Regions from separate parts of the Mus musculus genome. Here region 1 is linked to region 2. Evidence: chromatin loops called from intact Hi-C (ENCODE). Cell type or tissue: gastrocnemius. All regions are shown on one strand. Each heading gives the region's core, and the rest is flanking DNA. Links, peaks and the distances in the headings are about the cores only.

Region 1 (2,809 bases), core at 219-2,718, 110 kb before region 2:
CTTTCCGGGCATGTTTGTATAAATTAGTAAAACTGCCTTTTCTGAAGGTATCCATTTTCCATCCATTTCCCAGAAAGAAAAAAATAGTCTTAAAAATCGTCTTAAGGGCTGGAGAGATGGCTCAGCAGTTAAGAGCCTTGGCTGCTCTGCCAAAGGTCCTGAGTTCAATTCCCAGCAACCACACGGTGGTTCACAACCATCTGTAATGGGATCTGATGCCCTCTTCTGGTGTGTCTGAAGACAGCTACAGTGTACTCATATAAATAAAATAAATAAATATTTTTTTAAAAAATCATCTTAAGTACACTTCTGGGCAGGCACTTCCTGTTGGTGGGCGTTATGCAGCCTGCACACCAGTACACGGCTTTCAGCTTTTCCCATAAGCCTCTACCACCCCACCCACCAGTTAATTTTCCCCTAGGCTTTGAGTGGGGTGTGTTTCTATTTATATTTGATATTTACACTGGAAAGATGAAAGGAGGAGGTCTGGGAGGGTTACAGGAGATTCGAGTGGTTGTCGCTTTTGTTTGTTTGTTTTGTGTTTTCCTTTTGGTGTGGGGCAATAATCTATGCCAACTCTCACGAATCCTCTTAGAAATTCATGGATGTTCTTGTTTACAGTCAGAACGCCCCCCCCCAACCCCCTTCCACCTTGAACCCCTCTCCTCCCCCCTGCACCTTCTCTGCCTCTGCCATTACCTGAGAGCAGACAACTTCCTTCCAGATTCCTCACGTCAGTCATTAACCCCCATCTGCCTGCTCCTGGATTTCAGTCTGTAACCCTGGAAGTGACCCCATTAGAATATAGAAAAGGAGGCACATCACTACTGCTGGGGTGGGGGTCAATAAACACCTTCTTGTTTTGGCTTTGGTGTATTTTGGGGTGGTTTGGTTTGTAGGAAGATTTTAGAGACCCAGGCAGCACCACTCTGTTGGGAAAAGACTCAGTCCACCTCTAGTGGCAGAAAGTGCATCTTGAGGTAGGTGACCCCACCCCACCCTATCTCTGACAAAATATCTTGTTAGTTAATGTATTGTCTGGTTTCGTGTGTCAACTTGGCACAAGCTGGAGTTATCGAAAAGAGCCTCCCTTGAGGAAATACCTCCATGAGATCCAGCTATAAGGCATTTTCTCTGTTAGTGATCAAGGATGGGAGGGCCAATTGTGGGTGGTGCCATCCCTGGATGGCAGTCTTGGGTTCTATAAGAATGCAAACTGAGCAAGCCAGGGGAAGCAAGCCAGTAAGGAACATCCCTCCATGGCCTCTGCATCAGCTCCTGCTTCCTGACCTGCTTGAGTTCCAGTCCTGACTTCCTTGGTGATGAGCAGCAATGTGGAAGTGTAAGCAGAATAAACCCTTTCCTCCCCAACTTGCTCTTTGGTCGTGATGTTTGTGCAGGAGTAGAAACCCTGACTAAGACAGTTAAGAAGCTTGCCTACATAGTTTAAACACATTTAAGCCTTGGTTTGTTTAAGCTCCTAGCAAAATCCTCTCCCAAGAGAATTTCCCAGAGCTGCGATGCGCAGTCTGGCCGGAAGGTGGCGCCAAATCCTCTCGTGTGGCGTTAGCGAAGTTGGGCTGCTCAGGGTCCGTATGATCCTAGAACTCTGACTTTCTATTACTTTCCACGCACATCTGCTTTCCCTTCAACCAGAGAAAAGTTTGCTGTGTATTTATTTCCATACGTGCATCCCAAGGCACAGAATAAAATTTGGTGAAATGTTTGAAATCAGCTAAGTAAAACAAATTGCAGTCTCCAAGGAGCGTCCTAGAAGCTGCAATTTACTATTCTCTCGATCCAGTCTGCACAGTTCCACTGAGGTAGGAAGTACAGCCATGGTAGAATTCAGTCGGCAAGCAAGGGCCCAAACCCGCAGTGCACTGGTGAGCACTGGACAGGGAGTCCTAGGGCCTGAGGAACTGGACTTCTCAAGGGCATTTGCCTGACAGCAGCAGGCAGAAAGCTCAGTTGTTACCTGGCAGAGTAGGGACAGAGTAGACCAGGTACCAGCTGAGAGGTGGGCTTCAGAGTCCCCATTGGTATTCAAATCGCCTTGGTGACAGTAGAGAAGTTATTCATCTGAAGGCAGATCTTTGCAAGTGGGGGATGGGGGGAGAGGGGTCTCCATACCAGGACCAAATTGGAATCCTTTCCCTGACTTCTTTAAAATTGTGCTGGTGAAGGGCACGGAAAAGCAGCTCTTGTGAATATCGGTCTCCAAGCAGGGGGCATTCGCTGTTCCCGTGTCCCCTCCCCCTGCTCCGGAGCCTTCTCAGGGATCTTGGCCAATCACAGGAGGACATTTACTGTTCTCCTGACCAGTCACAGGTGGGCATTCGCTGTTCCTTTGTCCTTGCTTCAAACAAGAACCAAAAGATCCAGACTCAAGAACCAAAACCCAGAGCCATACCACAAGTGTGGGGACATGACAGGGACCCTATCCAAGTGAAGACAGCATCCTCCATGTCCTACCTCACACACGAACTGTCACTGGTCAACAGAGGGAAAAAAAAAAGCCAGCTCCATCTGCTGACAGGAGAGATGCTCAGAGGAAATACGCTCTCAGAGAGCAGGGAAGAGGAAGCCTGGGTGACCCTAATCAGACATCACCACGCAGAAACAGCATGAGGACCTGTGCCCACTAGCGCTCATTCAACAACCCTGTGTCAGTGTAGATGGGAACAGGACAATATGAGCATATATTAAAGGGGATTAGGTTGGCTCGAACGAGATGGTCTGGGTGGTCCATACAGTCACCAACAATGATGGCCTTCATCAGAGGGGCCGAAAACCTGGCAGTTGCTCA
Region 2 (2,809 bases), core at 145-2,644:
AGCCAGAGCCAGGGGATTCAGAAGCAGCCTCCAGCCCTGGGTAGGAGGAGGCAGATTCCTTCCGGCAGCATTTTGATGAAAGGGTTGGTCACTTGAGGTATACAAGCCGGGAAGTACTGGCCTGGAACGAGTGAGCAATGGCTCCTCAGACACACACGGTCCCCTGCGCAGTGCTTCCCTCTATTGGTTTGCTCAATTACGTAAGCTTCCAGTGCACAGGGCATGCGAAGACTGACCACTAGCATCCCGAAGTGACTTCCCATCCAGTATATCCCAGATCTCAGACAGACTTCTCCCCAGCATATCCCAAATCCCAGCAACCTCCCACCCTAGTATATCCCAAACTTTACCCCAGTGTACCCTAAATTCCAGAGTGACCTCTGACTCCAGGATAACCCAAATTCTAGAATGACCTCCTGCCCCATGGTATGTCAGTTCCCACTGTATGTGGCTATGTGACTTCTACCCCAGCAAACTGCAAAGAGCCAACACAACTACAGCTGCACCCTGACAATGCTTTGTCTTCCCAAGAAATCTCTCCTTTCTGCTCACCCTGCTTGTCCTTCTCCAGCCAGTAGCCAATGGAACAGTCTGCACGGCTAAGGGTCCTTAGTTGGTAACCCATAACCCGGATTGTGAACAGGCACCACTCTGGAATGGGATTTACATGCCACCATGTTGGTTCCACAGCCGCCACTCACTCGGGGTCTCTCAGGCCCAGAGCCCTCAACTGCAGATCTGTGCATGCTGTGTTTGCATAATACTCTTTGGAGATATGTTCATTGAATAGTACCTTTTGTACAAGCACAGGATCGTTTTGAACATGCTAACAATATTCAATAAGGAAATAAACCAACAATGGTTCGTTTCTTTGTATTTAGCCCTGTGTCCCCCAGTGTGATGGAGGAATGGCAGCATCCCACAAGAAGCAATTTGCACTCACACAGAGGCGTTTTGTTGAAAGGTGGAAAGACTCTGTAACTCAGGAAAATCATCTTTTAAGTACTTACATTTGCAAATTACAGCTTTCACAAAACTACCGCAAATGTTATGGGCTGCTGTAGCTCTGCCTCTGTGATCGTGGCCGTGGGAGAGCCTACAGCGCCACCTTCTGGGTATTGGTGTCTGCTACAAGGGTGCCCTGTGCTGAGAGCCGCTCTTGTGGCGACTGACCAAAGCAATCTGCACTTGATAGCCTCAGAGCCACGCAACTCGCAACTCCGCAACTCGCCGTCATGCCGGGGTGGCTTCTGCAGTCCCCTGAAACCTCTTACCTAGTGTCTCCCAACAAAGCCAGCAGCTCTCCCCCATCAAGCATGCCAGAAATGTACGGGAACAGGAAGAGCTCCCAGGAACTGGCCAGCCACGTGGGATAGCACCCCCATCCTCCTTCACCTTTCTGAGGCCTCAGTTCTCTTACTTGAAAATTTAAATGAAGCCAGACTTTTGGGGTTGTAGTGCCAAGAACCAACAGCAGCTGGAAACATTAAGCCTGCGCTTCCTCTAAAGGATGCTGCAAACATGGCCATGATCATCACCAGCACTCCTTACAGTGGGAAGAGGTGGGCATCATGGGATTAAGCACCCAACAAACTCAGAATATTGTCATCCCATGGACGCAGGGGTATTCCCGCACCATTCACCGATGGGAGAAAAAAATCTCATTAAGAATCTTGTTCAATGTTAACTAGAGCCCTTGGGAGTGTTCTGTTTTCCTCTGAAGGTCCGATGGTTTTAGTACAAGCAATAGACAATAGACAATAGACAGACTAACAGGAGAGACACCACACAGGTTTATTATTGTGAGCAGCAGCTAAACAGGGTATGGCGAGAAGAGAAGAGAAGAGAAGAGAAGAGAAGAGAAGAGAAGAGAAGAGAAGAGAAGAGAAGAGAAGAGAAGAGAAGAGAAGATCTTCTGAAGGTCAGACGGCTGAGGTTTAAATCTCTCTTCCTGGTGGGAGAGAATAAAGGTGCTGGTGATTTTAGAAGAAGGGAGAGGTTTAGGGTGGGCAGGTGCAAAAGAGTCAAAGCTGGGCTGGGTTCTTCCAGATGTGTGACTGAGGCTCCCTTCTTGCAGGTTTAATTCAATCTTCCCTGGTTAATGAAGTTTCGGGCAGACTGAAGGCCAGGACTGAGGCAAAGTACTAGCCTAGTGTGCACGAAGTCTTGGATTCCATCGTGTGCCATGCAGGGTGGTGCAAGCCTGTCGTCTCAGCACTTGGAAGGTACAAAAAGAAGGATCAGAAGTTCAAGGTCAGTGAGTTCAAATGCCACCTGGACAATTTTGAGAGCCTGTCTAAATGAAAAGAGAAGGAGGAAGAGGAGGAGGAAAAGGAGAAGTAAAGGCTTTCTCTTGGCAAGTAGAGGAGGAAACTTGGATTATCACCAAGAGTTGGGAAATTGTGTAACCCAGGGAGTCTGACAGAGCCATGGGGGGTCTTATTTATTTATTTAGTATTCTTTGAGAATTTCATACGGTATGTATAATCATATTCTTTTCCATTCCCCAACTCCCTCCCCACTTCCTACTCACCCAACTTCATGTTCTTCCTCTCTCTCTTAAAAAGAGAAAAAGAAAGAGAATTTTTAAAAAGAAAGAAAACAAACAAACAAAAAAACCAAAGGTACTGAAAAACTCGGAGTCCAATTTGCATTGGCCAATGACTCCTGAGCATGAAGCTGGTCCTCGACTGCAATGGGCATGCTCAGTGTCACTCCATGGATGACAGCCGCTTCTCCCTCCCCCAGCAGCTATCCTTTACAAACAGCTTCCTGGCTAGACCTGGGCCCTGGTTTACGAAGCTACTGC

What was found. Hi-C counts contacts between places; a loop is a spot of excess contacts. Peaks named below come from ENCODE experiments on the same cell type or tissue, not always from the same donor. Only the 100,000 strongest peaks of a DNase experiment are listed, where the experiment ranks them.
Region 1: a loop joins it to region 2, with 22 times the contacts of the local background. A loop is called at or near these places in 26 of 42 quality-filtered maps.

What each region holds. Positions count from the first base shown.
Region 1 is chr2:172,220,317-172,223,125 of GRCm38, forward strand. No RefSeq gene overlaps it. Among named protein-coding and RNA genes, the nearest start is that of Mc3r, 27 kb to the right of the region's middle. In gastrocnemius, for the core only: a CTCF peak has its summit at 1,543 (motif pointing right); DNase peaks (open chromatin) are centred at 1,533, 1,921 and 2,273; H3K4me3 peaks cover 390 bases.
Region 2 is chr2:172,328,270-172,331,078 of GRCm38, forward strand. It overlaps Gm14273 (predicted gene 14273), which reads left to right. Exons shown (of 5, transcript NR_166167.1): 2 at 2,078-2,253. Among named protein-coding and RNA genes, the nearest start is that of Gm14273, 5.3 kb to the left of the region's middle. In gastrocnemius, for the core only: a CTCF peak has its summit at 1,107 (motif pointing left); a DNase peak (open chromatin) is centred at 1,122.